2 separate regions of the Mus musculus genome follow, and region 1 is linked to region 2. A link is a loop called in an ENCODE intact Hi-C map of the cell type or tissue named here. Cell type or tissue: left cerebral cortex. All regions are shown on one strand. Each heading gives the region's core, and the rest is flanking DNA. Links, peaks and the distances in the headings are about the cores only. Region 1 overlaps A930011G23Rik (RIKEN cDNA A930011G23 gene). Region 2 has its middle 16 kb from the start of Vamp9.

Evidence for each region. Peaks named below come from ENCODE experiments on the same cell type or tissue, not always from the same donor. Only the 100,000 strongest peaks of a DNase experiment are listed, where the experiment ranks them.
Region 1: it touches region 2 in a loop (4-fold over the local background); 2 of 42 quality-filtered maps call a loop at or near these places.

What each region holds. Positions count from the first base shown.
Region 1 is chr5:99,378,121-99,394,775 of GRCm38, reverse strand. All of the region lies in intron 2 of A930011G23Rik (RIKEN cDNA A930011G23 gene), which reads left to right. It overlaps Gm35314 (a long non-coding RNA gene), which reads right to left. Exons shown (of 2, transcript XR_389389.4): 2 at 6,947-10,891. Among named protein-coding and RNA genes, the nearest start is that of Gm35314, 19 kb to the right of the region's middle. In left cerebral cortex, for the core only: a CTCF peak has its summit at 10,453; DNase peaks (open chromatin) are centred at 10,091, 10,622, 10,872, 11,748 and 3 more places; H3K27ac peaks cover 6,877 bases.
Region 2 is chr5:99,882,157-99,898,811 of GRCm38, reverse strand. No RefSeq gene overlaps it. Among named protein-coding and RNA genes, the nearest start is that of Vamp9, 16 kb to the left of the region's middle. In left cerebral cortex, for the core only: a CTCF peak has its summit at 6,549 (motif pointing right); DNase peaks (open chromatin) are centred at 6,555 and 9,785.

The sequences.
Region 1 (16,655 bases), core at 5,854-13,853, 510 kb after region 2:
AGTGGACAGTTGAGATGTCACAAGGCAGCATTGTGTTAGCACAGTAGAGCATTGTGATGTACAGCGGAGCTGTGTTGACCTGATGTGCACTGTGGCTGCACAGTGGAGCATGTCTTGTCTCTCACGGATTCACACATGGACAAGTGTGTGTCTGCATACTTGTTTTCCTGAAGAAGAGTGTCATATTAAGCTCTCTGCTAATGTAGGGGCTGCACTGTAGCCACCAGCAAGCTTTCTCTCATGGTATAGCCCATGTGACCTAAGTGTCAAATTATGTCCGTTGTGTAGTATTTATATAAACACCTCGAGTGGTAGAGGAGAAATTTGAAGAAATTGTGTGAATAGCTTTGTTATTTTATTTGGGCTTGAAAATATTTTTCCATTGTTTGTTGCTCTTGCCTGAGTCTTCTGTCCTGAAGATCCAGAGCCTATAGTTGAGAACACTGGAGGTGGAGCCAGATGTTTGGTCTATAAATTCTAATCATCATTTCCTGTGGTCTGCCGTGCGAGCTGGATCTCCATCCACTGCAAACCCGTTTCACACAATGGAAGTGTTTATTCTGACCACAGAAGGTCAACGTGTAGGCAAAATGAAATCAGAAATGTCCTTCACAATATCTAGAAACTATCACAACTTTATCCAATGGCAGTAGTAGGGGAAACCCAGGGTTTGGAAGGTAAAGAATTTAAAGTTAGGTTTCACTAGCCTTCACTATTTAAGGCAATTAAGTTAGCCTGCTAAAAATTTTTTTAAGCAGGAGTTTCCTCATCAACTACTGAAATATTACATAAAAACCTGTTTGCAACTGAATTTTGAATGATGGTGGTGGTGGTGGTAATAGTTAGCTTATTAGTAATTAGAAGAAGGAACATGGGAGAACATATCAGCTTTCTCACACAGTGCAAAGACTGACGAGAGAGAAGGGTTGGTTATATCTCAAGTCCTATAGCTCTGAGCTCAGGCTGTGCTTTAAGCATGGCTGTACACAGCTTCACTAGGAGAAGGGTTACAACAGGAACAGAAGTACCACCAAGACCTGGATGGATGAGAACCACTGAGAGGCTAGGCTGCACATCAAATGCCCTAAGCCATTGTCACGGGTCACTGTGACTGAGACTGCATTTGTTTAATCAAAAGGAAGCTGCTGGCAAGGTATACAACCAATCTTCCTAACTCAAGGGGCACGATGGAAGGAAGACCTGCTGCTACCTAGTACCTCATAATACAAGACCTGGAAGTAGACTCACTGGATTATGGAGGAGCTAGTCTGTCTTCCTGTTGGCCCTCTGTAAGGGAAACTGCTTCCCCACCCCAAGATCCTGAGTTCTTTAAATCAATGGTATACTCAGCTCTGCAGGGGAGGACCTGTGATTTCAGATATATGAGATCTTGGGATTCTGGGCTCTTGTGCCTTGTCTTGTCTGGATGACTGCAGTGATGTCCCAGTTTCCTGCATCTGGTTTTAACCTTCTGCAAACTATTTGCTGAAGTCTGGCAGTTGCTTGAACTCTCTCTCTCTCTCTCTCTCTCTCTCTCTCTCTCTCTCTCTATATATATATATATATATATATATATATATATATGTATATGTATATGTATATGTATATGTATATGTATATGTATATGTATATGTATATGTATATATAACAAATTACCCCCAAATGGCAAAAACAATTTAGCACCATCTATCTATTCACTTTCCTGTGGGCGTCAGGTAGGTGGACTCTCTGCTCACTCAGCATCTCACCAGGCTGAGATCTTGGTATCAGCTGGCTGGGTTCTCACCTGGAACTTGGGGGGATGTCCCAGGCTCATCCTGGTTATTAGCAGCCCCTTCCCTTTACAGGACTTGGGTCCCTGTTTCCTGGCTGTCAGGGGACCTGCTCAGTGCTCAACGTTCTCACATCCACCCTCCCAGGCCCACTGACGGAGACTCCTCGTCACACATGCCTTAGCTCACAGCCTCTCTCTCTCTCCCTACCCACCTACCCCCTCTCCCCACCCTTTCCCTAGCTCCTTCTCATGAAGGGCACAAGCTCTTTTAAAGACTGGCCTGGTTCTCACTAAAGACAATCTCCCCTACTTAAAATCATCCCATTTGGAACTTTTATTACTGCCGCAATTGTTCATTTAAAGAAATTAATAAATTAGTTTTTTAGTTTTAATAGCTGAAAGTGTGTGTGTGTGTGTGTGTGTGTGTGTGTGTGTGTGTGAGAGAGAGAGAGAGAGAGAGAGAGAGAGAGAGAGAGAGAGAGAGAGACCGAGAGACTACATTAATTCAGCTGTATGGGATTCTACCTTATACTTTTGCCTACAGAGTCAAAATCCGTGCTTCAAGCTTCCCAGAGGGCACCCATTCTTCCTATTGAATGAAACCCATGCTCCTTACCTTGGCATTCAACACTGCACAGTCTAGCCATCTGTGCAGACTTACCTGCGCTTGCTCTGTGCCCCGCACTGTATTCAGGTATATTGTACTGTAGCACACTACTCATATGTCTGTGGCTCATACACTGCAGAGTTTCTTACTTTGTCTCTTTAGCTAATCATCTTCTTTGTACTTAGAATGCCTTTTCTCTACATACACATGAGAAAACTCTTTGAGAGTCAGAGGTATTTTTTTTCCTCTAGTCGTCCTTCCCTGGATTTACAACAAATATTTATTGAACACCTACTATGTTACAGGCACCAGAATAATAGTCTCTCTCTCTCTCTCTCTCTCTCTCTCTCTCTGTCTGTCTGTCTGCCTCCCTCCATCCTTCTCTCCCTTTCTTGCCTTCCTCTTTTTCCCTCTTCCTCTCTCTCCTTCCTCCTCTGAGCTCTTCTTCCACTGGGAAGACAGGAAACCATAAGGCTAATGCTTGCAGATTGCAAGAGGAAGATCTGTCAGGTTGTATCAGGGCTATAATAAAGGGGTAAACTGAGATGGTTATATGAGTGTCATTTTGTACGCCATCAACCCATAGTACATCTGTGATAGGCAGCTGAACAGAGATGTGAAGGAGGGGTGGGAGGAAACGCTACAGGAAAGGTCATTGCCCTCTCTGTTTCCTTTGTCCCCCATTATAGTCAGATGGATGGATGAATGAACAGCTACAACAAAGCTCTACAGGCAAAGCCACTAGGAAGTACAAAGGCCCTGTGCTAGGAACTCCCTCGCTGCTCAGTTAATATTTGCCTCACCTCATAGAAGCATTTGGAGTGTTTTTTTCTAGGAAGAATGCTAGTCATTGGAAATTGAGGAGGAAGAAAAATGTCAGCAAAGGTTGAGTTCCTGGGGAGGTTCACTGCCAAGCAAAGCAGGGTACCAAGTACCGGGAAAACGGGCAGATTTCATGTCAGGGTGCTAAGACTCACATCACACTTAAGCCCTAAGCAGGAACTCTGAGGCATAGCCATAGGGCTAGCCTGTGCACACCGATAAGTAGAATCTTAGCAACATGGGCAGCCGGGGCACATCCCAGCTCTAGCTGCTGATTGGGTTGTCATTCTCAAGACGCGTTTTACACTTAGAGTCTCTGTTGCCATCTTCTTATCTTTTTGGAAATCATGCTTTAGTCTTGTCTTCTGATTTTGGGGAGTTGGGAACAAATTCATGTCTTCCTCACATGGTCAAGGAAGCAAAATGGTTAGAGCCCGTGCAGAAGGAAAAAGAGCTAGTTAGGGCTGGTCTTTTGACCAGGCTTTTCTACTTACAAAGAAGAGGAGGAGGCTTGTCAGAGTCACTTGAGAACTCATGTTTGGTTTGGCAGCCTTTCGAGGGTGAGCACCACAAAGCTGTCTCACTGGACTCCACAGAACAACAAGCACACTTGTTTGTCTTCTGTGACTTTTCTCCCTTTCTGGGCCGTCTCCGATGTCGGCTCTGTTTTTCCTGCTTTGCTACATAACCTTGTCTGTCTACTTAGACTTTCTACTGCCTCAAAACTTTGGCTTGCCGTGCATCTGAGAACAGTGCTACATGGTGGCTTTTCAGCTCTGGTTCAAACCATTAACTCGTGTGCTCTGTCTGCATGAATTAATTCACATTTAGGAGACAGAAAACAGCCTTCCCGGCTCGTCTTTTTTTTTTTTTTTTTTTAAATACCCATAAACTAAAGGATTAGTGTAGCTCAGTTGTCCACCATTAGCTTAATTACCTAAAGCCAGGAGGAGAGGAGACATGAAGAGGGATTATAGGCTTACAATGTAGCTTTCCAAGTGCCCAAGGGCTAAAGGTGGAAAAGGCCCCTACAAATGATGGGGAGGGTGAGGTATCTGACATCTCTAATTTGGGGAACAAGATGTGTCACTGAAGAGGAATTGAGAGTCACCTGAGAAGCTTAAAGGCCAGCCAGCGTTAAGCACCAAGAGTCAAGACTAGCTTGTGAGGGAAAAATGGAACCCAGCAAAGACTGGAGTGGAGTAGGAGAAGGCGGTGGGCAAGAGTCAAAAGTCAGAGAAGACGAACAAGCATGTCTGTTGTTCTGTGGAGAGTCGTAAGGAAAATCTCTGACGGAGACAGACCTACTTCTTCACTGATGTCAAAACCTCTCATTCCTATTTTCTTGGGCAATGGACAAAGTCGGGGAAAGTTCTCAGGGCCACAGGCATACAGAAAGTATGTTAGACGGGGCTAAGACAGAACTGGAGGGAAACTTCAAGCTTACAGATGGCAGTGTGCTCTCATGATGTGGCCCTTATTCACTGAAGGCTCCTGGGGTCCAGGCAATGTCAGAGATGATGGTAGTTCCCTCCCCTAGAGCTTCTCACTTGCTGTTTTGTTTGTTTGCTTTGTTTTTAATTTTGTTTTTTGTTTTTGTTTTGTTTTGCTTGGTGTGTGTGTGGGGGGGGGGTGTAGCCCTGGTTGTCCTGGAACTCACTCTGTAGCCCAGGCTGGCATTGAACCTGCTTCTGCTTCTGCTGCCAAGTGCTGGGATTGAAGGAGTGCACCACCACTGCCCGTCATGCTTTTCATTTTCTGAAATCCAATTTCTTTCCCACCTTACCTATTTGCTTTATTTTATCTTATTTTATTTATCCAAGATCCATTGAGTCTATGACCCATGAGTGCAGAGAATTTTTTCTGTTTTGATTTTTGTCCAGTGTTAAATTTACAACATCTAAAAGGTACCTTGCTCCATGGCAACTTGCCAAATGTTTATCAGTATAGTGTCATGTCAACTTGACACAAGCTAGAGAGTCACTGGACAGGAGGAAGCCTCAATCAAGAAAATGTCTCCGTAAGATTCAGCTGTAGGCAAGCCTGTAGGGCATTTTCTTAATTGGTGATTGAGGGAGGAGGTTCCAGGCCATTGTGGGTGGGGCCACCCCTGGCCTGGTGGTCCTAGGTTCTATAAGAAAGCAAGCTGAGCAAGCCATGAAGAACAAGCCAGTAAGCACCACCCCTCCACAGCCTCTGCATTTGCTCCTGCCTGGCTTCTTGTCCTGACATCCTTTCAGTGATGAACAGTGATATAGAAGCGTAAGCCAAATAAATCCTTCCCTCCCCAACTTTCTTTTGGTCATGGTGTCTCATCACAGCAAAGGTAACCCTGACTAAAGCACTAAATAAATGAGTCCTGTCATTTGTATAAGTTACTTGCACAGGAAAGAAGAGGGGCCGCGATCCTGAATCCTAAAGTGCGCATTCTCTGAGCTCACTCTTGAGCGTGAGTGTGTTTCTGGATTCTGGGTGTGGCCTCTTTTATCTTGAGTAAGTACATTACATCTTCAACATGTTTACCAATGTGTTAGTCAGGGAAGGCTGCTCTGTGCCCCAGTAGCCTGTGATCCCCTAAAATCTAAGTGGCTCAACTTGGCAGGGAACATTCAGAAACCTAGGGTGACACTGTTGGCACCCTCTGACACTGTTGGCTCAGCATGGTATGTCAGAGCTTGCTGCTGTAAGAGAAAAGGCAAGGGCAGCCATAGGATTCAGCCTCTTTGCCAAGGCCGTTATGCCATCCAAGGAGGCTGAGAGGTCCTCTATTGTATCCAGTAAGGAAAGGATGAGCTGCTGTAGTCGCAGGCCTGCCTCACTCACAGCCAGCGACCAGTGCTGTGGAGCCAGCATCTGTCCATACTGCAGCAAGTTCCTGGAGAATGTGACAATGACACATTAGGTGAAGTTGGATTTAGCAAAGCTTGCAGAAGAGTTAGAATCGGATAATGATGACGACTAGACTCCTATTGAGCGTGTATGAGTAACACTTGAAGCGTTGCTTTGTCTTTGAGCAAATTACAGGGAAGAAGGAGCAGTAGGCTGGAAGTGGTCGCTGGCCCACTCGAGTGATTCATTCAGGTCTCTGGCCTGCTGTGAAGTCTGTATCCAGGCCAATACCTGTCTGTCTGTCTGTCTTCTTTAAACCTGAAGCTGCTCCAGCAGAATGCATCTCTCTAGGCAGAGATGTCCACAGTGGCCTGACCTCTCCGTCACCAGTAAGCAGGAGAAGGTCACCGCCTTGGAAGACAATGGAGTGTGTCCTTTTCTCTTACTATGAAGGGAATTTTATTGTATCAGCTCACCACTGACCACAAGCACTCAAACTTGGCAGGAGGCCTTGGCCACAGTGTCAGGCCCAGTTTTCCTAAATCACCCTGATCCACCCTGGAAATGTTTGGGTGAACAGCCAACTGTACATCTTCCGTTCCTCCCAAATGTATAAGATTTCCATTTCTGGATGGACTCGCTGATATCCGATTCATGCAAATGATAGGAGTCGCATATGAAGCATCGGCAAGATACCACCTTCCACTGTTAAAACATATGCTCCTCCTTGTAAAATAACTTTATAAAATATGAAATATGCATATAATCTGCAACTCAGCAAGCCCTGACAAATGCATTCATCGTCACCTACTCTGTGCAAGGCAGAGCGGGGGACGCTGGGGATGAGCCAGCAGCAAGGGTTTCAGTCCCCATGGAGAAACGCTCGGAGATAATCACTGTTGAGCAGTTAAATGTTAAACCAAAATCTTTCCAGTCACTTTATTTGCACACCCTCCCTTCCACCCACACACTGAACTTAGAGGACGGAAAGCAAATGAGCACAGCTTGCAGCTGCTCTGGGCGTAACTTGTTTCCAAGTCACAGTCCTTCTCAGGGTGCACCCCAGACCTTCCAGGTCAGGACACGAACACTGGACACATGGCCGACGTGCCGACAGTATAGATTACGAAAAGCAAATACTTGGTGTACACAACAGCAGTTTCCCTCAAATCGTCACAAAATGGATCCACGTAGGTGTGGGGGCATCCTGGAAGTACCCAGGGAAGTGGACTTTTCTCAACCTTTGACAGGTTTACGTATCAAGCAGACTTCTTGGTGACAAAACCGGCATTAACCAGATATTAAATTTCAGCCAAAACCAACAGGCTTCCCAGGCCAAAGCTCAAAGCTGTCAGTCAAAGAGCAGAGGGTGTTTCCTGCCCAAAGGTCACTAAAATGTCTCTTCCTTCCTGTGAATTCTATCAGCAGGCTTCCCACTGCACCTGCAGTGACTGGTGGCGGGTACTCAAAACCCCTGGTTTCAGGCCAGGTCAAGTAGAGTCCAGGGAGAGAGCAGAAGTAATGCTAGGCTGAGGTGGCTTACCCCTTGCCTGTCTCTTCTTCCTCCCGTTTATTTGCAACAGTAATCATGGAAGGATACAGTCCAAAATCAGAAAGAGATGATAAATGATACACTAAGAGAAACATAGCATCTTGCTTGCATTTTTAACTATCTCTTGAAAGTTTAGGTCAAGAAAGGCTGTTGAAACTGCACAGTGAGGAACAAGTCATTAGGCTCAGAGGAACTAAGTGCACAACGAAGATGCCTTTTGCTAGAAAAACACCTAAATGCCAAGATTTGTAATCAGCAGTGGAGGCCCATTCTCTGAGTTTCACAGCTGAATTAGAATAAACAACAACAACAACAACAAAAAAAACCTTTTCAGGGCTCAATTACTGTTTCCCATCGAGAGCACAATTCTCACCGTCTTTAACAGACATTTCCACAATGCAGAAGTCATCTTGAAGATGATTCATTATAGTGCAGGGACGCTGAAGGAAAGCTTACTGCCTGTCCTGGATACTGCAGACTGGAGCCCTCTGAACAGTATTGTGGGGTTGCTCATTTTCCTGGTGGTATAACAACTGTCTCCTCCAGTGCAGGAGGCCTTGCCCAGCGTGGGATGGGAACATGCTTTCTTGCACGCAGCTGAGGCAAACTACGAAATGCTTGGAGATGCTCAGCTTCTCATGCTGGAATTTGTCAAGATCTCAGCTGTCCCCATTCTGAAGGCTGCAGTGAACTCCGGGGCACAGCAACTGGTCCGAGTGTGGCGGATACATCTTCACATCAGCCCAAGTTGCAAACGTGACAACCACCCAAGAAGAGCAGAGGCTTTGCTCTGACTTCTGCTGTGATTCCGAGGGCACGGCTATCACGTCACCTCAAGGCTGATTAATTACATGATTTGCATCTGGCAAATTTATGCTAAATTGTAAGCAGCAGGCAGCAAACGATGCTGGAAGCATTTGCACAATAGTAATTTTTAGAGAGGGGCTGGCTTGTGAAACAATGTAATTAAATAAGCTAGATAGGGAAAATATTTTCCCTCTTCTCATTGCTCTGTTCTGCATTTCCCACCAAGCTAAGAAAAGCCTTTTTCTTAGAGATTGACCCTAACTACTGATGTGTGAGTGGACTCCAGGGCTGTCTTTTGATGTGACGTGACAGGCAAAGATGACCTCTCGGTATCAAATCTAGTCAGTTTCTCACATCTCCTTCTTGTGTGATCCATTTTGGAACCATAGAGACTTAAGAACTGAGGGAAATGCCATCCAAGGAAGGGGCCCTCTGCATCTGAATAAAGTGACCCTGAAGCGTTTACCACGGGTCATAGATCAGGACCGCCTCATGCCAGTCAAACACTGAAAAATAGCTAGCAAGTCAGAAACAGCTCTTATACTCACCAACCAAGCATCGTCTGAGCACATCAGTCTTAGATCCTGTAGCATCCTTACCTGTTAAATCAAGGCAGTATCGGATACGGCCACTCCCATTCAGTATCTAAAAAAGAAATAAGCTAAAAGTTAGTTGCAAATCGAATCATCTGAATTGCGTGCATACCATGAAAACTGGGCATCTTTCAGGAAGGAGTCGAGTGTTGATCCCTTGTGTTCTAGTGTCCTTCTGACTTGGTAATGATTTAGGGACACAAAATATTTTATGGGCATGAGTTGCTGCTGTTACCTAAGATTTTATAATTGTTAGCCACCAAGCTCAGAAAGTGCCACTGTCTACTGAACAATTGCTCTGCTATGCCAAAACATGTCAAAATTAATTCCAATGAGACAACACAGTCTAACCCTAAAAACCTAAAAAAAAACTTTACTGAAGTGGAGATAAATTCCAGAGCTTTGAGGGCTTTCTCTGCCACCAAAGGCGGGGGATCTCTGGTTCATCAAAGCAACATACAACAAAGTCTGAGGATGTCATTAACCTTAGTCAAGGACAAGAGTGATGGTGCCCAGCTCTGACCTCCCAGGAAGCCTGGCTACTGTGTCCACAAAGTAGGATGCCTGAGATCAAAGGCATTCTGTTCTGGTAGCTAAAGAGATAGTGAACCTCTCCCTCTTTAAAAGCCCCCTGCCTGAATAAATCAAAGTATACAGGGGGAAAAATACACTTATCTACAGTGTAAGGATTTTTGAAATACTGTTGAATCCCTACTTGGGGAATTTTTACCAGAGCCACATCTTTATTTCTGATTACATTTCTATAATGTATCCAACATTTAGTTTTTGTTGATTTTTTTTCCTTAATTACTTCTAGTAAAAGATATTGGGTTTGTTTCAAATGTCTTAACTGCTAGGGTGGCTGCAAGGTGCTGTCTCCCAGAGTCACCAAGCACTGGAAGAAGAAAAGGCATCCAAGCTGCAGGAAGTAATCAGGACCCTTCTGGAAGGATTGGCTGGGCTGAGCCTAGGCATTGTGCCCTTATTCAGCCTGTATCAACCAACTGAGCCCACTTAATCCTAGACACAAAAGAACTTTTTAGGGAGCCCAGGGGAGGCCTGTATTATGTGGAACTGATGTTAACTCTTAAATTCCTTAGAAATTACATAGTAATCCTGAGCAGGCTTTTGCCTAATGCACAGGAGGACAATTAAGGCATCCTTCATGATGCTGTGTACAGAGCTGTCTGTCTTTCCCTACTTCCTGCATCCAAGAATCTATGTAAATGGAATGTGAGTAGCAGCCACTTGCACTGCACTTGCACTGCAAGTCGGGACCACAGAAGGATATGAGTAGCCTCAGGTAGAAACTACAGTCACCTTACATATTGAATGGAAAGTGGATCCACTGAGGGACGTGAGGGGTGGGTGCTGGGAGGTTGAGGAAGGTTGGTTTGGCTTGGCTTCCGGATGAGTGAAGACCACAAAGGCTCTGTGGAAGGACAGTAAAGGAAGGAGAGTAACATGCGGTAAGAGTTGGGAATGACAGGAAGAACTCAGTCAAGAAGGGGCTGTGGATCAAGACGAGGCTTGAGTCTGCATTGGAGCAAGTAGGAGACTTCTGAAGTGTTTGGTTTGAGCAGGAAGAAAATAGAACGCCATCGTGGGAGGATCACAACTCACTTTATTTTTAAAAAGATCCGGCATGCTGTAGAGAACAGATCTGCACAGAGCAATGACACAGGATCTTCTACAAACCAAGGAACAGAGTCAGAAGAATGCAGAGGGCTGGAAGTGCAGGTCGCCGCTCCTTCGACGCTTGCTTTTGGGGTTCTCCTAACCCTCCAGGCTCGAGTTTCTTTCCCCCATATCCTTGCAGAGCCTGGCTTGCTGCACTGCATGCACCAATGACCTTGTTCCATGGGCGTCATCAGCACCTCCACTTCGAGCATGGGAACATTTAAAGCCTGGAAAAGTATAGTGTCTTAAATTAAAGTCCTTCATGCAGGCGATGGTGGAGCCTGGGGTGGGGCGATGAGAAGGGAAGGAGAAGGAACCAGGATAAAATAAACTATAAATGAGCATAATGGGTACTGGAGAGACAAGAGGAAATTTTAGCTGTGGCTGAAGGTTGAGTGAAGGAAATGAGTTAAATCCATTCAAATGCACGACATTTATGTGCATAAAATGTTGCATCTAAGAGAGTGGTGGGTGTTCTGTGTGCCATTTACTGCTATTGTTGGTCTCTCCCCAAACAGAGCACCTGGCTATACTCTTTTCATGTGTTTCCTCTCTTAGGATCCTGCCCAGGGTCTGTCTTGTTTCCCTTACTGTCTGACCACCTAGAAACCTGACAATGGCCGTTCCCACTCCAACTGCCCTTCACCCCTTGTATGTGTGGGGGAGAGGGTAGTCTGATAAATCTCAAGGTCTGACTGACCATGAGTTACGGGCTGGGTCGATTCCTTCTGAGGGCAGCTTGTTCCTGATTGTCCCTGATGTTTTACAGTCTCTCCTCTATTCATACGTGTAACAACAACAACAAAAAAATCTCTTCTTTTCATAAAGATAATAGTCCCAGCTTCGAAGCATAGAAATGAGGCGATTTGGGGGCTTTGGAGTGATTGGACTCTGGAGGTGATGCAGCTCAAGCACAGGTCTTCTTCATAGCCTTCCCCATGGCCCTGCATTTCCGCAAGTCATTGCCACCTAAAGATACAGGTGACAGCATCCCTCCCTCCATTTTCCTCTTCCCTCCCCTGGAAGCACTGTTGAGCAATCCAGACCTGGGCTTGTTAGCATCACTCTGCTGGCATCTTGTTGAGGATGAAGCTGAACCCTGGTGACCTATGGCAACGAGACAGAATTGTTTCTTCCCGCGTGCTACGCTCTCATGCTTGAACAGACAACTTCCCATTTTCATTTCTCCTTTTGCTTTTCTGCACTCCTAGAGAATTTGAGTTCATGCTGAAATAAATGGCCTGTGATTTAACTAACACATGCTTCATTTTGACATTCTGAAGAGCTGTGTAATTTGTATGCCCCTCTTTTGGGATATATCAGGGATTGTTTATTGCTTCAGGCATCTTGCCTTATTGGACCTCCTGAAAAACATTATATACAATGAAACCCCAAAGAGGTTTCATATCAACCAAGCATCAAAGCCGGTTTTCAAAGCCAGCCTCTCAGGGCAGAAGGGCTTTTCTCAGGGCAGTATGCTTTTCACTGTGTTGTATGTTTCTCCCTTGGGAGGTCCCCAGAGACAGACATACTTATTCTAGTAGAATTGGCTGTTGTAGACTTGTCCATGTACTGGTTAACTCATGTTTTATTACTCTTAAAAAATAATTTTAAATATTTGTTTATTGTATAGGCTTTGTATAAGTTCTAATAGATTTATATTTAAAACTGTGATGAGTGTATTGAATATTTTAAAATTTTGAAGTAAACATATCTACATAAAATATTAGTAAATGCCTGAATAACTCATTTGTAACTTTCACAACTTTTATCATTTTTATAAATTTTACTTAGACATTTTAATAAGCTGCTATATTATGCAGCTTATAAATAGATATGTAAAAATTCTCACTAAACTTAGCACAGAAGTAAATCACATTACCTAGAAAATCATTAATGATTGACAGCATAGGGGGAAATCTATGTATTAAATCATAATGAAAACTCCTATGCAGCTGCTATTAAACCCCGAAAGGTGACAAGGGAGAGTCACAGCAAAGCCTGTTTGATTAGCATGAGCCCATAGGAGCTTTATTTTGAGTGTTGGTTTATTTGTGAGGCTGAGATTCAGTTTAAATCCTCCAAGTGAGGCCCTGTGTGATGTATATACTATTTTACATTTGGGGAAACTGAGGCTTAAGGAGGTCCAGTCACTCACTCATTACTTGACTTACTAATATGTTGAAGTTGGAGTTTGGTCTCAAGCTTCTATGATCATCATTTCCACTGTAGCACACGCTTAGGCAATTATAGGCCAGAGACACAGTCAGCAGTTACTCATTGAGACCAGGGACATACTGGGTAAAAAAAAAGCACTTGAAACCAAGGAAGCCATAAAAGAGGACATTGGTCATCTGACACTGAGTTACTTAACCTCTGAGGCCCACAGTGTCTTCATCTGTAAACGTGAGAATAATTATGGTATTATGTATTTGTGTGTGGTTTTGCTACTTAAAAAAAAAGAGATGATGTATGTATGTCATAATAGATATGCACATACCTCTCGTATATTAGAGACAGCTCTGTAAATCGATCAAGCCCTTGTGAAAAGTTATAAGCTAATAATAAATAGCAAGAGCTGTAAACATGTTTATGTCTTTGGTCCAAGAGTTCTACTTTGGGGAATATAGCTTAAAGAAATTATTCAAAACACAGATAGAAAAGAGCAGTTTTAATTACAGGGAAGGAAACGATATATATATATATATATATATATATATATATATATATATATATATATACCTGAAGATATCAAAGCACAGGCTACACTATTTTTTTGAACTTTTATTTATTCTTTGTGAATTTCCCATCATGCACCCCAATCCTACTCATCTCTTCAACCCTCCATATCTTTCCTCCCCCCTTGCAACCTCCCCCCACCAAACAAAATAAAACAAAACAAAACAAAACAAAACAATCTCTCCATGGAAGCCAGGGTGTGTCTCACAGTATACCCTTTTGCCCAGTGCTTTGCTTGCAAATGTTCCCCTCAGTGAGTCATTGGTCTGGTTTGAGGCCTCTGCCACACTATCAATACTGGATCCTCACAGGAACTCCTCTTGGATATCCTGTTGTTGCCCTTCGTCCTCCAGATCCTGCGTCTTTGGTTCTGGAGGAGCAGCCGTTCATAGGGTATCATATAGTTACTACGTGTTAACAATCCAGGCGCAAAAAACAAAACAAAACAAAACAAAACAAAACAAAAACGCTGGGAACGCGCAGCACGGGATGGGACGTAGGTACAAGGATCTACCCCACTGTAGTGCGCTCTCTTACACACGTGTGCATTTGGATCAAGGCTGGCAGGAAGCTCACACACGGGAGCGAGCCCTGTTGCTGACATCTCTTTCAGCAAGGCCTATTTTAATGTTCTATGTGATGGCAGCTTTGTGGTAGGTGCAGGCATTGAGGACATCCACAAAGCATGGTAGAAGGCCAAGGGCACTTCAAAATTCACTGTAAAATGGACATTTATATGTAGCTTTTTGTTTCAGAGAAACGAGGACCAAGGGAGATACAGGGAAAAAAAAAATGCATAGACTGGACAGGTTTGACAGGGTCGGGCCTGGGAAACCTAAAAGTCAGGATGTTCTCTACGTTGACTCCCCTCCCCTGTCTGCTCGGAAGCCCGTGATAATAATAACCAAATAGGGAGGAGGCGATGTTGCAGGGAGCACACAGTTCACTCGAGTTCAGCCAGACTCTACTCGCGTGGAGCAAACAGGAGGGCGTCTAGTCAAGCCCCAGTGAGTCAACACGCAGCGTCCCTCCACCCTCCCCTCCTCCTTCCCCAAGGACACCTCACTGTATCTGTGTGCTTGACCTTTCCAAGGAAGTGACAGCAGCTGGCTTGGCAGGGAGGGAGGGAGGGAGGGGCAGATCGAGCAGCAGTTATCTTTCATATCTGGATGCAGGTGCTGGCTCCCTGCTCTTCCTCCAGAGTGTTGGAAATGTCACAGGTACCAGAGAGCTGTGTGCTCCGTGGCTCTGGCGCGATGTGAGGGGCAACTACACTAAGATGCTCTCCTGGCAGTTCCTTATGAGCACTGACACTCTACCTGCTTGCTCCTGATTTAAAAAACCAAAAGTATCAGGGTGAAGTTACAGGAACGGTAACCCTTGAATGAATCTGCTTCTATGGCAAAGTAAGCTTGTAAGGTTTCCACCCAGCCTGGAGGTGTTGAGAAGAGGATGAGGGGAGGGGGCGGGGGGGGGGGGAAGCCAATGGCCTTAAATAGCCATGTCTTAAACAAAGTTTTAAAACAAGGTTCTGGTTTCAGAGGGAAGTTTAAGATCCAGTGACAACTCTTAAGCAAATGTGAGCACATCCCCTGTTCACCCAGCTGGGAAACCCCAGATGATCCCTGTCCTCCTTCAAAACCCAGGGTCATTTCTTGGTACAAAGAGCCACTCGTATATTTCCGACTCCAGGACAAACGTGAAAGTTCACAACCCCAGCTGAAGCCCTTTCACGCTTTGCTCTCCTGGAGAAGCCCTCTCAGAAAGTTCGAGCCAGTAGGTGCCGCAAAACCCCCTTGGGGACTGCTGACCTTCACAGCTCCTTGGGAGCACTGAGTTTATCCTGGGAAGAGAAGAGGTGATAATTGCTTTCACTTTGGAGGGGTCTGGAGGACAGTCAGTTCCGCCTGGGCAGGTGGGGGCGGAGCTGGAGCATAAACATCTCTCCGTTCCTCTCTTTATTCCGTCCGTCTTAAGCATTCCCATTCCCATATTCAGCAATCAGTGAGTTGGAGGGGGTCCGGGCAACAACTGTTAAGAGCAGCTATCTAAGCACTTGACCACTGAAGAGACAAGGAAACTCTGAGAAAAGCCTGAAATGAGAGAGGTAATGAGAGAGAGAAGAGGAGGCCTTTGAGTTGTTGCTCCATGTCCGTCACTAGTATACACGTTGCCTGTGAACTCATGGAAGCCAGAGTCATATTTTCCCACCCAACAATCAATTCATAGGTAAGAAATCTGTGTTTCCAGAATGCTCTGTTGTCTTAGTCTCAAGCATACCCAGTGCAAAGGTAGCAAGGGAATGTTTGGCCTGCAGCAAACCAGGCTGCTCAAGCCCCTAAGAAAGCCAGTTCCTACGTTGCTATAGCAACCGAAGGAGCCTCAGACAGAAGGGCAGAGTTCTTCAGATTCATCTACTGCTTCCAACAGATTGACTTCTTCCAAGCCCAGTCATGTTTCCCAATCATCAACACAGCAAGTGTTAGCTTCATTAAGAAGAATAATGAGAGTAACAACAGTTTCTGTCTGAAGTTGATACATCTGGGCCTTTTCTCTAGTGCTACTGAATGTCTTTTTATCTCTGGAAGTTGTACCATGATGCTTTAGGATCCTATAGAACTGACATTCACACATTCGCCAACAATATGGTCGGGACTTGCGCCAGTGAGGTTTGACGGTAATTACACTTTGATGGCTGGAACATGACCTGTGAAATGAGTTGCTGGTCTCTGTTAACTCCTAATGGACATCAAGCCACGTCCCTTGGAATCCGAGCACTACCCCTTCTCTCCAGCCCCTGAAGTTGGAGTTTGGCATGATTTCTCATGAGGGGAAATTGCAGAGCCTCCGTCTAAGCAATTATGCTTTGTCTTTCTGGGCAGCAGAAATCTACACAATTAGTCTCAAAATACTCTGTGAGATGTGTGTAAATAACACAAACCGTATTTACAGGCAGGGCCACCCTGGCAGAGAGCACGTTGTCTGGCCTAGTAGGGTGAAGGGAAGGTAATTAGTAGCAGCAGGAGGAAAAATTCCAAACCACTGGAAAAAAACAATCTTTCTTTACCTCAAGAAACACAGCCAATTAAGGAACAGCAGGGGATGGAGATGTGTCAATATTTGCTGATTTATTGTTAAAGTTCATTTTTATTTTATGGGGTGTGCTGATATGTTTGGGTCTTTTTTTCATTAACAAGTCTCTTGATGTCCTTTCTAACAATACCAAGAGAGGGTGATAAATTCCTGCAGTGA
Region 2 (16,655 bases), core at 3,502-11,501:
AAAGGCACTAAGTCCTGCACATGGAGCCGGGGATCTGAGTGCAAGCGTTTTCACATTATTTTAACTTTATTTTTAAAGTGTGTGTGTGTGTGTGTGTGTGTGTGTGTGTGTGTGTGTGTGTGTGTGTAGAACTTTAGATGCTGGGACATGAACTCAGGTCTTCTGCAAGAGCAGTAAGAGCTCTTCACCTCCAAGCCATCTCTCCAGCCACAGATTACTTTATTTTTAATGTCTAGTCTTTGAAAATAACTGAAGCACACCTAGAAATGAGAGCATTATCTTTTTAAAGAGAAGAAAACAGCCAATAGGAACTGTCCTTATGGCACCCAGATGTTTGGTTTATTAGACAAACACTCCACTTTAAAACAGCCCTGTGCTGAGGATTAATGTGCTATAGTATCTCACCAAATAGAGGATAGTACAAAAACATATAAAAAGAAAACACAGAGAAATCCCAGAGCTGAAAGCATAAAACCCAAGGGGTGACTGGGGAGTAGGTTGGTGGGTCAAGCTCTTGCTGTGAAATTCTGGGGGTCTGAGTTCAGATCCTAAGCTGAGCAGACCAAAAGCCAGGCGTGGTGGTGTGCACCTGTGACCTCATCACTGTGGACACAGAGTGGAGGACTCCTGCTACTTTTTTGCCTCGCCTGTTTCTCCTTGTCTTGCCTTGCCTCCCTCTCTTCCTTCCTCCCTCTCTTCCTTCCTCCCTCTCTTCCTTCCTTCCTTCCTCCCTCCCTCCCTCCCTCCCTCCCTCCCTCCCTCCCTTCCTTCCTTCCTTCCTTCCTTCCTTCCTTCCTTCCTTCCTTCCTTCCTTCCTTCCTCTTCTTTCTTTCAACAGGAGTTTCTTTTTAAAAATTAATTTATTTTTATTTTATGTGTATTGGTGTTTTGCCTGCATGTATGTACGTGTGAGGATGTTGGATCCCCTGGAACTTGAGTTACAGTCAGGCGTGAACTGTCCTATGGGTGCCAGGAATTGAACCTTCTGGGAGAGCAAGCAGTGCTCTAAACCTCTGAGCCACCTTGCCAGCCTCCTGCTATTTTTGGGGTGGGGGACAGGGTCCTTGTGTGGTCCTGGCTGTCCTAGAGCTCACTATGTAGATTAGTCTGGTAAACTTAGAAATCCTCCTGCTTCTGGGTGCAGGGATTGAAGGCATGAAACACCATGCCCTGCTTAGAAAAAGATTCTTCAATATAGCTTATCTCTTGAGGTATTCTATGTTCTTGGAGTGCGTTTGGCTGGGGCTGTATACTAGATTGAAATTAATAGCCTTTCTAATGGTGAGTTTGGAGGATGGACTTGGAAGGAGATGAACATTATATAAATTGAGTTTGTACTGTCCGCTTGGTGGTAGAGTTCTGTTTCAAAAGCAACATAGAGAGTAATGAACCAAGAGGATTAGAATCTCATGAATTCTTACATGAGAAAAATGCAGCATGTGTCTTAGTAGTCCAATAGGTAGCAGCATAAGGCTAAGTAGAAGAGAAAAGGCAGATCTAAGGCAGTTGTGTCTCTGGAGTAGTTTTCTTTGTTACTGTTGCACCGAGGCCTGGGGAGGACTCCATCCCAACAGGTCAGAGGATCCTGCTGCCTTACTCCTTAGAGTGCACAAGTCCAGGCTTTTGAGGCTTAAGCCAGATAACCTGGAAGTGTGGTCTGTTGTCAACACTATACCACTTGGGAGCTTGTTAAAATGAGGCAGAATCTTAGCCTTCTTCCCTGACTGGCGGAGTCAGACTGTAGTTTAGCTAGGAGGATTCCCAGTGACTTGTGTGCAGTTTGAGATAGATGCATTAGCAAATACTAGCAGTGGGTAAAGTCTGAAGACAAGAGATGAGACCAGAACCAAGCCTGGATTTACTCTGAACCTCCAGCTGCATATCTGAAAGCATATGGGAATGCTTGTCCAGTGCTGGGGACATGTGTAAGAAGCTGCCTAGAGTGTATCTCTCTATCTGCAAGCCTGTCAGTCACTGGTTACGATACTGGAGATTCTGTTTGGGCTCAGGCACTAACTGATCATGTGACCACTGTGACATTGGCAGGACGTTAATTTAGTCTTTTGATTCTTTTTTTTTAAAATTACGTATTTTCTTCAATTACATTTCCAATGCTATCCCAAAAGTCCCCCCCTCCCCCCCCCACTCCCCTACCCACCCATTCCCATTTTTTGGCCCTGGCATTCCCCTGTACTGGGGCATATAACGTTTGCCTGACCAATGGGCCTCTCTTTCCAGTGATGGCCGACTAGGCCATCTTTTGATACATATTTGATTCTTTTTGTCAGAAGTGAGGTGGTTGGGCAGGCTCATTATTTCTTGGGTTTGGAAAGACACTACTCTTACAGATCTAGGCAGAGCTAATACCTTGCTGGAGACACAGTGACCTTGCGCCCATCTGCAGGCTGGCATGGGTTTTGAGTGGTTCTAGTGCACACTGCTTGTTACGTTATTTCAGTGTATTTGTCAAATGACGGCTGCAGGGAATCTAAGTACTACCAACTGTTAGGAGTGTTCCAAAGTGGGCTCCAGAGTGCTTTCCTGCTACACACTCAAACACCTGCATGTAAGCATGGACCTGAGGTATAAGGAAGATGAAGATGAAGATGCCTGGGTAGGAGGAACATCGTGTAGGCTTCAGTGATAAACAGTCTTAGGTTTGTGTGATAGATCTTTTTGAATGTATTACCTGGTACTGTTTTCCTTTTTATCTCAGAGTGTACTTATGGAGAATTAATAGGATAATATATGTGGAGTCTAGTAAATTATAGATAATAAGTATGCATGTACCTTTTACTTGTATATCCATAATAATTGTATCTGGGCATTTACTTCTATAAGCCTGTGTAATAGAGCATAGCTCATGAGCAGAAACACTGTGTGCCTTAGTATTCCTTATTTTTACAAATATTAACAGTTACCTATCAGGGCAGTTCTGACTGGGGAGGGTTGTGTTCACAATTGAGGTGCTTGCAGAAACCAGATGGCTCTCTTCTTAAGGTCAGTGATCATCAAACGTTTTTGCCTGAACGTCCTCTCTATGTATTTGAAAACAAATAAGCAAACGATCAAGCCTATACCACATACTGTTGGCTTGACATTAAACCTTTTACACCATAGATTTAAATAGTTGTGAAGAGTGTAACTATCATTATATTTAAATATTGTCATTTGACAACAAAGCTATTGTTTATTTTAGATTAGTATATTTCAAATAAGAAGCTAACTGGGAAGTCCTAACCTGCAGGGCAGCACAGTGTGTGCTTCTATCACTCTTCTAGTGGAATGTAGGGGCGTCAAGGACTTGCTCTCCCAGGCTTCATGCCTGAGCACTTCTCTGAGCCAAAATGAAAACTCTATGTTTATTTCTGACAGTTTGACATTGCACTTCTGAATTAAAGCTGTGTTGACAAATTTCATCTGAAGGACTAGGAAGAACCAACTGTAGGATTTGAATAATGTAGCCCATTGTAAGTACTTAGACCTCTCTTATAGTAGACAATCCATTAATGAATAGCTAAAATTGTTTACTCTATAAAGCTCCTCTCCACTTCCTTGGTGACCCTCTCCTGTGGACAACTACTTCTCAGTCTATAGATTTACTAGCTCTGTAAAGTCTACTATGGTTTTAAAAGACCTCCTAGAGCTTGCTCCAGTGACTCCAGTAAGAGCACAATTCTCATTAAATCTTTTTCTGATTAAAAATTCCTTGAGTAGTTTCATGTCTGAAACCCTGAGTGGTTCAGAGTTAAAGGAGAAAAATGAATGACGTAGACTTTAAATATGATTAAATATGATTAAATATGATTAAAAATATTATTTAGGTTCCCATTGTGCATGTTCACTTACATGTTATATAAGGGAAGCTTTGTATAAAGACAAATTTATGTTAAGCATATTTCCCCCATATTTTCCTTTCCATCTTTTCTCCCTCTCACAGTTTCCTTTGTCCCCTACCAGGTGTATTCAACCTGTGTGCCATGGGCCATGTGTGGCTGAAGCAGCTGAAGACAGCTAGAAATACAGCCCATCACAAAGTGGCCAACTTACCTGAAGCATGAGACTTTTTGTCCTTTCTTTTGTAATTCGATTGCATGGTTCTTGAGCATGAGTTCTGAAGATGACAAGGCCCTGTTGCAGTGTCAGAAGGTTGGCCATGCTTGATTTACTTCTGTTTTCTTGCCATGCGTATGGTTTTATATATAACCCAGAAACAAGAAATGAGTGAAAACATCTAATATTTGTCTTTCTGGAGATTGATTTAATTCACCTAAAATGATTATCTCCAGTTGTAGACACTGGCTGCAAATGACATAGCATCATTCTCCTTTAGGAGTAAAATGATTCAATTGAGGACAGCATTAATTTGATTTAGTGGTCTATAATTGAAAAAAAAAAGACAGGAAATTGAAAGGGAGCCATGTTGGAGAGGGTTGACTCCTGGGGAGAGCCAATGGGGGTAAATATGAATAAAATACATTGTATGCATTTATAAAATTTACAAAGAATTTAAAAAAGACTGTGTTGTATAATGTAAGCTGAATTTACTTTATACATTTCTCTGCCATTAGATACCTAGTTTTGTTCCATAAAGTGGCTATTGTGAAGGGTGCTACAATACAGTGCAGTGTGTCACAGGCACTTCTGTGACATGCTGACTTGGCTAAATACGTTGGCTAATACTCTTTGGCTAAATACTCAAAAGTTGTATAGCTGAGTCATATGGCAGATCTATTTCCAGTTTTTAAAAAAAGAGTTTTAAAAAAATGTACTGTAGTGTTTAGATTCTTTGAGCACTTCATGCAGTGTATTTGATCACATCCATCCCCTGCACTTCCTCCTAACTCCTCCCGGACCCACCCTTTCCAACTGCCCGCCTTCTTCAAAAATAACATCCATAAAACAACTTCTTTCCTATTTCTCCTTCGTTAGCTTCTCTCATCCTGGGCTCCAGTTAAGGCTTCAAGCATGCATTGAATAGGAATGGAGTGTGTGTCCTTGACTTTATCTATATGACACATTATTACACTTAGCGATTTGTGTATCTACATTGCTGGAGTGAGCCCTACTAGATCATGATGAGGAATCTTTTTGGTGCCTCTTTGAATAGAAGAAATAATGTCACATACATGTTAAGGCTTGTTTTACATCCTATTATGTGATCTGCTTTGGAGAGAGTTCCATGAGCTGTTTAGAAGAGTCTGTATTTTGTAGGGCTTGTGTGGTGTCTTAGTTAGGGTTTCTATTGTTGTGAAGAGACCCCATGACCATGACAACTCTTAAAAGGAAAAATGTTTAACTGGGGCTGGCTTACAGTTTAGAGGTTTAGTACATTATGGAGGGAAGCATGGCAGCATGCAGGCAGACATGGTGCTGGAGAAGGAGCTGAGAGTTCTACATCTTGATCCACAGACAGTTGGAATGAATGCCACGTTAGGCCTAGCTTGAGCATATGAGACCTCAAAGCCCACCCCTGAAGTGATCTACTTCCTCCAACAAGGCCACACCTATTCCAACAAGGCCATATTTCCTAATAGTGCCCCTCTCTATGAGCCTATGGGGGTCATTTTCATTAAAATCACCACAATACAATATATTCTGATATGGTTTACTCTCCCCTAACTCCTCCTAGATCCTCCCTACCTCTACCTCCCATCTGAATTCATATTCTTTTTGTCTCTCAGAAAATAAACAGAGATCAAAACTTTGATAAGGGGCTTGCTATGTTTTGGAATAGCATCCCTCATAGATCCATGAGCTAAAGGCTTAGATGACAGCTGACAGCACATTGGGAGGTGGGGCCTATCCAGATTGCTGAAGAGACCATATACTTTGGATACAGGACTTAGAGGCTCTGAACTGGATCTGACCTAAAGGCTTCCTCCCTGAGGTCTGATGCCTATGAACGAAAGCAATGACCAGCATGGCGTGATTTCCCTAAAGGTACAATGGTGGCACACATGCCTTGGCAGGAACCAACAGCTTTGAAATTGTACTTAAAACTTGTTCAGTATACTCATTTGAATGAGAATGCAGCCATGGGTGTATGTTTGAATATATACTTCCTAGTTGGGGGAACTGTTGGGGAAGGATTGTGAGGTGTGGCTTTGTTGAAGTAGATATGGCCTTGTTGGAGGAGGTCGATTACTAAGGGTGGGCTTAAAGGTTTCAAAGATCAACCATCCCCACTAAATAAGATGTAATAAAAAGTGAACTTTAAAATGATATAATTCTGAAAAGGGGGACTTACTAAAGGTCATCCCATCTTAACGATGATGAGTAAAATATGCTTAAGAGATGTGTTCAGGATCACAGATGGGGTTAAACAAATACAGTTTTAAACCTTAGTATTTTCTCTACTTTCACAAAAACCGCCTTGCCTTTATTAAATGAGAATTTGGGTCATATGGCTTTGGAGAAAGTTTTTGGAAAGCTGGCATATATTTCTGCAGTTTTTGCTTATCAATTATGTAACTTTCCTATTGTGGGAGGCAAGAGGCAGTTTAGGCTGCTAACATACCAGCATGTTAGCTGGGGCCTGATGAGGGCGCTCTTACTCAATGCATGGCTTGAAAACTGCTGTTCATTCTAGCTAAGGCCAAAACCTGCTAAAGCAAGTGAGTGTGGGAGTGTACTGCTTCAAACCAACCAGGCTATCTCAGGTCAGGCTCAGTTTACAAACAGGAGCCGTGAAGAGAACCGTAACTTTATCTTTGGTTTGAAGGCACCACTGCGTATGTTTAAAATAGTAAGAAACCTTCCAGAGTTAGCATGACTATGGAGGGGGGATGTGGGATTTGGTGGAGATTTGGTCTATCCAGTGCTGAGGAGCCGACCAGGAGCTAGTGTAACTCCTTTCCCTGTGGCCCTCTCTCCAGAGCTGCCTCTAGCTGCTTGCACATCAGATCGGTGGGGTTGTCTTGAGCATGTGTTCGGTTCTGAGATTAGCTTGTTGAAACTTTTGTTTTCTTGTGCCCAAAATGACTTTTTCTTTTTCTTGACTTGCCGATTGAAAAGTTATCCCTATGTTCTGCTTTTGTATTCAAGCTGCACATGACAGGCTGTTGTGGGTAAGAAGTTCCTGGTTAGTTTCACCTTGCCACATCATACGCAAGCATTGGGTGTGTTCATTTTCTCATCCCTTTGATGCGAGACAGCAGTGATGCTGCCCCTTTCTAACCTGGGAAGGGAGTAAGTTATCTTACCTCCTCTGATTTCAGTCTCCTTACAGAATGGGGCATTAAACCTGCTGTAGGACAGCCATGTGGCATGTGGCCCGACCATCTTTTTCTAGAATGTTCTTTGATACTAAGACTTTGATTAATCCTCTTTGACTTTAATTGTTAAAAAAAGAGGAACTTTTTAAAAAGGTTCTTTTCTTTTCTTTCCTTCCTTCCTTTCTTCCTTCCTCCCTTCCTTCCTCCCTCCCTCCCTCCCTCCCTCCCTCCCTCCCTCCCTCCCTCCCTCCCTCCCTTCCTTCCTTCCCTCCCTCCCTCCCTCCCTCCTTCCCACCTTCCTTACTTTTCTCTTCCTCCTCCTCCTTCTTCTAAAGAGGTTTATCTATTTTATATATGTGAGTACACTGTTGCTGGCTTCAGATACCAGAAGAGGGCATCAGATTGCATTACAGATGGTTGTGAATCACCATGTGGTTGCTGGGAATTGAACTCAGGACTTTTGGAAGAGCAGTCAGTGCTCTTAACCACTATGCCATCTCTCTAGCCCTCCCCCCCCAATGGAACTTTTAGAAAAATTTTTATTTGCTTCCTTCATTGACAAAAACTGTGCATTTATTATTATTTGATAATATTTCATAAATATTCCATAATATTAAATATAGTTGTTCATAAGATCCAACTTTAGTTTTTCTTTTCCTGGGGCTGAGGGAAGCAAGATTCGGAAGAAACATGACTAGAAAGAAGAGTAGCTTGAAATAGAGACCACAGAAAAATTCCTATAAATGGCCTTAAGATCAGGAACTCACCCTAAGAACTTAGAGAGAAGAGATTCCAAGTACATATTGAATTAGTGTCATGTGGTCAGATAGGGCACAGAAAACAGAGCTGAGGTCACACTGGGGGTCAGCGCCCTGCCTTGTAGGCAGGCTTGCACTGTCTTGTGTTTTATATATGTTATTCCTTGGTATTTACAAAGCTCCTATGAAATAGGTTCTGTTTTATCTGTTTATCCTTGGTGGGAAAATGAGAAGTTGGATTGTTCCAGGCCATACTACTGAGAAGTGTGGAGCCAGTATACAAATAATATCAAATTACAAATAATTAACAATAGCATGAATGAATGTCCCACTCAGCTCTTGGTTGGGTTGGGTTTACTTGTCTTTATTTTACTAATAGGAGTTCTTTATCTACTATAAATATTAACTCCATTTCTAGTTTACATGTTGCAAATACTTGCCATAGTCTGTTACTTACCTTTAAATTACTTACTTTCTGTCTTTTGGTATTCATTTCTTATTTACCTTGGAAAACTCCCAAAGCAGTAGTTAAAAGTATGACCTTAGATACTGTTGGTAAATTTTTTTTTTTTTTTTTTTTGAGAAAAGCAATAACCACAGTAAAGAGGAATTATGGTGTGGGTTATGTCGAGTCTCAGTTAATCTAAGTCTGAAGAACAACCATAAGGGAATTAGTTGTATTGTTCACACCAAGGCTCTTTAAAATTACAATTACCCTGTAGGCATATTTGTAATTGGAAAAGAAGGAGTTGGCTTTTTTCATATTTATTAGATTGACATTTGGGAAAATGAATTTTTACTTCATCTGCAACAAATGAGTCCTAATCAGTTAAGTGGCTTTGGGCTACTGTGACTTCTCTGTCTCATTTTCTTGCTATTTTTGAAAAGGCCTTTCTGATCTATGGCACTCTCCTATCCTCCTGAATGGGTTCACATTTGGCTTCCTCAGTGGCCCTCAACCCTTCTCTGGTCCCTGTATTTTACACACACACACACACACACACACACACAGACACACACACACACACACACAGACACAGACACAGACACAGACACACACACAGACACACACACACACACACAGACACACACAGACACAGACACACACACAGACACACACACAGACACACACACAGACACACACACACACAGACACACACAGACACACACAGACACACAGACACACACAGACACACACACACACAGACACACAGACACACACAGACACAGACACACACACACACACACACACACACACACACATCTGTCAAGAGTATCTAGCCCTGAGCTATGGTTCCTAAATTTCAGTGGACATCAGAAGGCTCTTTTAACATAGTCTGCTGATCCCTAACTGCACATCTCTGATTCAGTACCTCTGAACTCGCTGATATCATGAGGATTGCAGAATAAATGTGAGACCAGAGAGGATCTTAGCTCTTGAAGATGTCATTGTGTCACTAAGGAACCAACTCTGGATTATGTTTGGTCCTAGGCATCTTTGTAGAGATATTAACAGTTTGAGTTCTATAGAAAGTTTGTATTACAGCCTAATATCTGTAAATAAGAGGGAATAATTGGGACCCCTGGTTCTCGAAAAGCTTGGCATAAGAACACGGCAACAAGGCTGTCTTACTAATCTCATTTCCTTATCCCCAGCAAGGTTCCACCCCCCTGAATTTCGTGTATGGTATTCCATGACCTCTATTATTTATCTCACATTGAACCTGCAGTTTACCAGTGTGGCTAGACTAATTGGCCAGCAAGCCCCAGGATCCTTCCATCTCCGCCCCTCCAGTGCTGAGATTCTCAGCTGTGTCTCCTTGCCTGCCCACTCCATTCTGTGTAGGTGCTGAGAATGAAATCTCAGCTCTTCCTGCTTGCACCACAGACATTTACTAACTGAGCCATCTCCACAGACCTTACTTATTAAATATTTCCTGTCTTTCTGTTAGTAGTTAATGGAAATGCAGTAGATTCTTATACCTTGATTTTATATTATTCATCTAAGAATCTCTTACCATCTAATGCTTTATTTCCATTCATTCATTCATTCATTCATTCATTCATTCATTTATGAGACAGTATCTCATCATGTAGTTCTGGTTGGCCTGAAACTCACTGTGTAGACCAGGATGGCCTTGAACTCAGTGATATATGTCTGCCTCCATCTCCTGAGTTCTGGGATAAAAGGGGTCTGTCATAGCACTCAACTCGTTTTTATTCTTAATGTAGTCATATGATCTCTGAATGGACTATTTCTTCCTTTTGATTCTAAAGCATTTTATCTATCATCTATCTGTCTGTCTGTTTATCACCATCATCTATATCATATGCCTCTATTATCTATCTACCTACCTACCTACCTACCTACCTACCTATCATATATCTCTGTCATCTATTATCTAACTATTGTCCATCCATTCATCCATCCATCCATCCATCCATCCATCCATCCATCCATCTCCCATCTGTTTAGGGTGTCTGACCAATGATGAATATGGTTGCAGATGGTAGACAGTCTTGTCTTAAATGATTGTTATAGTGTTTTATGAGGCTACAGTGTTTGCTAGAGGGTTTAAAGGTTATTCTGTGTTAGATTAAGAATGTCTGGCCTGCTAAGAGTTGTTAGTGTAAGCTTTATCAAATACTTTTTTTTTTTGATTCTGTTGAGATGCTTATATAGTTCTGTTAATCTTTAATCTTTTTTTTTTTGTTTTGTTTTGTTTTGTTTTTTTGAGACAGGGCTTCTCTGTGTAGCCCTGGCTATCCTGTAACTCACTCTGTAGATCAGGCTGGCCTCTAACTCAGAAATCTGCCTGCCTCTGCCTCCTGGGTGCTGGGATTAAAGGCGTGCGCCACTACACTAATCTTTAATCTTTAATGTGAATAATATTTTTAATTTTCTAATGTTAAGACAGTGTTTCACTGCTGGGATTTAATCCAACTTGATGATGTTTTCTTCTTATCTGTATTGTTCTAGAATTTGGTAGTAGATACTGGTAGTATTTGGAACTGGGCTGTGATTTATTTTCTCTTCTGACAGTGGTTAGAACTGGGTTTTATTGGGTTCATAATAAGATGAGTTGATTTATGGATGTTTCTGTCCAGTCTCTGCCTCTGTAGTCAAATGGCATTTTCTGGGTATTAAGATGGATTGTGGGCCATCCTGATTCAATATGATCTCATCCTAACTTGATTATATTTACAATGACCCAAATATTATACATTTTGTTATCTTCTTCAGTCCTAATAACCTCCCTACCTCCCAGAAGAGGGTATATTTCAATTTGGAGGAAAGAGCTACATAGCACTTTGCCCTTCCTGGCAACTCTGGCATTCTTTCAGCCTCTTCCCTGCTGTTCTCTGGGAATGTTGGAAGAGAGGTGTAGATGTATGATTATTGTCTTCCACTGTGGCTGAGCATTGGGCCACTGGGCCATAGCAACTGTCACTTCTCAGTGCTGTGAGCAGCTATGAGTCTCTGCTGTAACCACCACCCACTGGAAAGAGGAAGCTTATGTCCATGACCAAGGCTGACAGGAATACACTGTAGGCATAAATAAAAATGCTCAGAATGCTCTTTGACAGGCACACTGTATCTATTTAGGAAAACAATAGCCGTTTGTGTTCCACTGGGCTCATGACCCTCCAAGCTATGAGATTTTGCATTGGCTTATAATACCAGACATGAATTTTGTCCTGGGGCTTTAAATCCAGTCCCAAAGCAGTTGGTTATACCTACAGAGGCTACGCTCCTGATTTGCTAGTGAGCACCCCTTGTCTGGCCCGTTGATAGTATAGCACAGAGTCCAGGATTGTTGATGAGAATTGTTTCCCAGCAGCCTCCACAGCGTGTCCCACCACCTTGGAAACCACACAGGAGGGAACTTCAAGCTCAGATCCAGTTTAATCTTTTCACTTTCCACAACAGAGTATAATGTCATCCACCAAGCCAAAGGTCTTATGGCCAATAAATCCCAGCATAGCCTACCTGTGGTAATGGAATTCCCATTCAACAACCTTGTAGCTCCTGAAAGTGCCTCTTTCCGCCATCACATGGTGCCTTCGTTCAGACTCTTTGATTACAGTTTTTACTGTTTTTGCAGATGTTTTTCCACATCTCTAAGACACTCAAGGGTTAGTATTAGATAATGAAACACTTTTACAGATGGGGAGCAGGCTCTCTAAAGGTTACCACCATCTGTTCTAAGCAAGTGCCTTAACTGGTCTTAGGAAACTAAGGGAATATGAAGGGGATTAGTCCAACACACCACAGAAAGATCCATTCCTTATACCAGTTGTCTTGTCAAAAGGGCAGTGGGGGAGGCTGGCTCTGATAGAAGATACCATTTCATCTAGTCCTCCGTACTCTATAGGCATCTTTTGTGAGACATGCAGGCTCTTTACCTGGGGTACTGTTGCCGCCATGGGACCTCGGCATCTCTCCACCCATAATGGTTTTCATGGGGTTGGCTTTCACTGCTCAGGCAAGGTCAGGCAGAGTGGCAGGAGGGTCACCTTCTGGCCTGACATGACTGCTGCTGGAGCAGACTTCCCACCTCCTACAAGCACAAAGGCAGCACCATGGCCCATGCCTACCATGGTCACACCAGGCTGCTGGAAGGAGCCCAGGCTGGACTAACCATCTTCACCCCTTTGTGCTTTCTTTCAGGGGAGAATACACATGAGAACAACTGCCCACTCCCAGGGTAACCTTAGTCTTTTCACTCGTACAATTCTGTCTGTCACTTACGTGTCCTATGAAGGATTGCTCAGGTCTGAAAAGCTTCCTGTTAATATTTCCCTAGTACCTCTGGCTCAACAGAGATCTTGCAATATTTGCCTTCACGTTTCCCAGACAGACATGTTTGTCTCTTTGCATCTATCTCTTCTTGATTGCTTTACTAATTAAAAAAACCCAATTACCAGGTTTACATAATTCAGACCTGCTAGAGCCTCAGCTATCTCACAGACATCACAAAGCTATAATGTCTCAGGACTCAGCAAAGCCACCAAGGCCTCACACTGCCACGAGGGCCCTGTGTGCTAACTTCTTTCTTAACTGTCCTGTGGGCACAGGCCTGTCTGCCCAATGAGCTGGTTGTCAAACACCTTTTCCATGTTTAGTTTCTCTGCTCTGTAATACTCAGTGCCCAGTTAATTAGAAGGAATTATGAGACAAATGTATGTGGACACACGTCCTCTGTACCTGTCTCTAATTTGACAGGAGAGGGAAGATGAGAGAGAGGTATACAGGAAACTATGATAGAGAAAAGCCTACATCTAACCTAGCAAATAATGAAACAGATTCTCATAGCCTGGTTCATTAGACCAGTGGTTCTCAACCAGGGCAAACCTTTATCTCCCTCAAATATTTACAATTATTAACAGTAGCAAAATGACAGTTGTGAAGTAGCAATGAAAATAATTCTATGATTTGGGGTCACCACAACATGAGGAACTGTATTAAAGGATTGCAGCATTAGGAAGGGTGAGAACCACTGCTTTAGACTGTGGGACATGGGGGTAGAGAGGACCGTTGTGTCAGGCAGCTGCAATTACCACCAGCTTGGTCTATTTTAAGTTTTAGTGATGATGAATATTTTAGAACAGGCATTAAAAATTTAGGCTACTCTCCAGGGCTAAGCAGCAGACAGGGAATGCTCAGGGTTTGTGTTTTCTTCCCTGACTTAGCACAGATTTCACCAGATTGGGCCATTTTCACCTTACGGGTTAGTTCCACGGCATGGGCTGTTCTTTTGGTGCAGATTTTCTCTACTAACAGGAAGGGCAATTCATATTTCATGTGGGGTCATCTGCCATGTGTCTCATGTCTTAGGAATGCTCTGATTCCTGTCCCCTGTCACCCCTGATGCCCCACCAAACCCTTGGCACAGGTTCACATGGTTCCTATGACTCTCTCAGAGTAAGAGACAACACCAGTGCTTCCTCCAGTCCATGTGGGTGTCACTCTCACACCGTGTGACGCAGAGTGTCCATTACCAACTGGGGCTCTCAGCCATTCACTTAAAGGACCAATCATATTTTACTAAGTGCTTTGAAAAATTGCTTACAGTAGGAAGATAAGTCATAATACTTAGTATGATATCACACATTTATACAATTGGCTCTTATATTAGTTGGCTACAATAAGTTGGTGTATTAAGAGCAGAAGAAAGCCAGTGTAAGTAGATTTTTGCTCACTCGTATAATATTACTTATATGCTGGATGCTAAGTAGCATGGAAGCCATTTAATATACCAGCCATTTATCATACTAAATGGTTTGCATGCTACTTAGTATTTTTAATTCTCTTGTGAGTTTGCTTTTGTGTGAAAATAGTATATGTATAGGGACCCAATCTTTTAGTTATCCGGACATATGCTATGTCCTACAGAATGAGTTACAGGTTTTATTGTAGCTGCTGCAGTACATAAGCATTTCCAATATGCCGTGGGATAGCTAATTTCGATTCTTGGCTTGATTGGACCTGGAATCAAGGGATGCCTCCAGTGGATTTTGTGAAAGTATTTCTAGGAAGGATTAGCTGAGGGAATGGCTTGTCCCTCCCTCATCTGGCAGCACCTTGGACAGTGACCCAGACATAGAGGGCCCCAAGGGAAAAGCAGTGATACTTTTGCCTGCTGTTCTTTTGCTCCTGGCTGGTGGGTGCATCTACTCTGTTGCAGCGGCCACCACCACTATCCTTCACTGACAATGGAATTCAGCTTTTTTGCACACCCATTATGGACTAGAGGCTACTAACTCTCCAGGAATCATTTAGGCCTTCAGCATGAGAGCGGCCCTATTGAGACACCCAGCCTGTAGACGGAAGAGCTATAGGTTCTAAGCCTTTCTGGTTTGTGGTCAGCCATTGTTGGACTACCCAGTTCCTACTGCATAAGCTGATTTGATAAATTGGTTCTGTTCCTAAGGAGAGCTTCAATACATGCTGTAATCTACATTATATCATACAGGTTGAACATTATATTGTCAAAGTGATACCAAATAAACTTTTAAATATTAAGTTTCAATATGAACTATTATTGTGTAACAGTTTGCTCTCAGATGAAAACAGTCCATCTTGCAGGGAAGCTCCTTAAACAGGAAGGTGAAAAGATCTCAAAATACCTTCAGGAAGTCCCTGAAACTGACCAGATTCACTAGGCCCTCCTGCCAAGAGTAAGCAGTCAAAGCTGAGAATCCCTCTCAGACAAGCCAAGCTGAAAAGAAGACTCTCAAGAGTGGATCAGCTCCCTGGAAAAGGCAGAAGCCAGCCAAGCTGCCTGGAAGAGGTTTAGACCAACCGAGGTACCTGGAAGGATCCTCTCCAACCTCTTCCACTGCCTGCAGGCTGTGCAGTGTGCTCCAGGTTCCCAGCTTTGAGAGCTGTCACCCATGCTGGGTTGGGCTTTGGTGATGCAGCTGTGCATGAGTCATTTCTGCTCCTGTAACTAAGTCCTCACCCACATTTCTATAGTAACCCCAATAAAGGTCATTGGTCCGCCAAGTTGGACTTTGGAGGTTTCTGTACTTTTGTCTATTGTGGGTCTTCCATCTGGGTCGAATAGAGACATGTACATAGCAATTCCACAGGAAACATTTAGTCATACAACATAACTGATGCCTGACAGAACTAAGGATGAAGACTGAGCGCATGGTCCTGGCTGTGGGCAGCAAGGCGTGCAGCAGAGGCTGAGCAGCCTGGGGAGGGGACATCTGCAGAGGGGCATTCTCATGGAGTTGACCTTTCCTGGTGTGAGTTAGTATGTCTTTGTGCCATGGTTGCATGGTTCTTGCTTGGTAGTGAGCAACTAAGGCTGAGCCACGCGGAATAGGAATGTATGTGGCAAGAATCCCAGGATGTGGTCTCTCTCTCTCTCTCTCTCTCTCTCTCTCTCTCTCTCTCTCTCTCTCTCTCTCTCTGTGTGTGTGTGTGTGTGTGTGTGTGTGTGTGTGTGTGGTATGCGGTGGCATGCCACCTTGGTGAGTGGGGTCCACTGTGTGAATACAGAGCTGCCCTGGAATCGGGTAAAGGTTTCGAGGAAACCTTGCAGTCTGAGATTAGTGTCCAAGGATGAGATTGCCAGCTGCAGCAGCAGAGGTCACCCAGCCTGTGTGGTGTGCAGTTAGAAATGCATCTGAGGCTGAGAGGGTAGCCAGGCAGAAACTTGTTTGTGTAGCGGAGCAATTGCAACAAGAAAGGGAGATGTGGCAACATCCTCCTCATTAGCCTCTGACCTGGCAAGTAAGTTAGTGTGGAGAGGCTAGCTTGCCTCTCTTAAGACTTGGGGGCCAGAAGGAAAAGGGAGCACAAGTTAGATCCATGCTCAAAAGCCCTTCTTGGGATCCAAGAACTTGGAGCCCATGAGACCATTCAGAGAATGAAGAGAACTCTCTAAAAGCCATAGGATATAGCCCACAGGTCTGACCTTTAATAGAAAAACAGGGAAGTGGGATCTGTCATCCAGCATGCAGATGGGAGCATTAAAGAAGATGAGGGAGAAGGGGAAAGGAACAGAGGAGAGGGTCAAGGGGTATTTGCCCCAGAGGGACAAAGGACTGCTTCTGGATAGAGAAAGAACAGACTAGGCAAATGGCAGCTTATAAAGGGGAAAAGGAAACCCCGTGTTAGGATGAATTGGTTAGTTTTGATTGGGCATGTTAGTTGGGTGAGCAA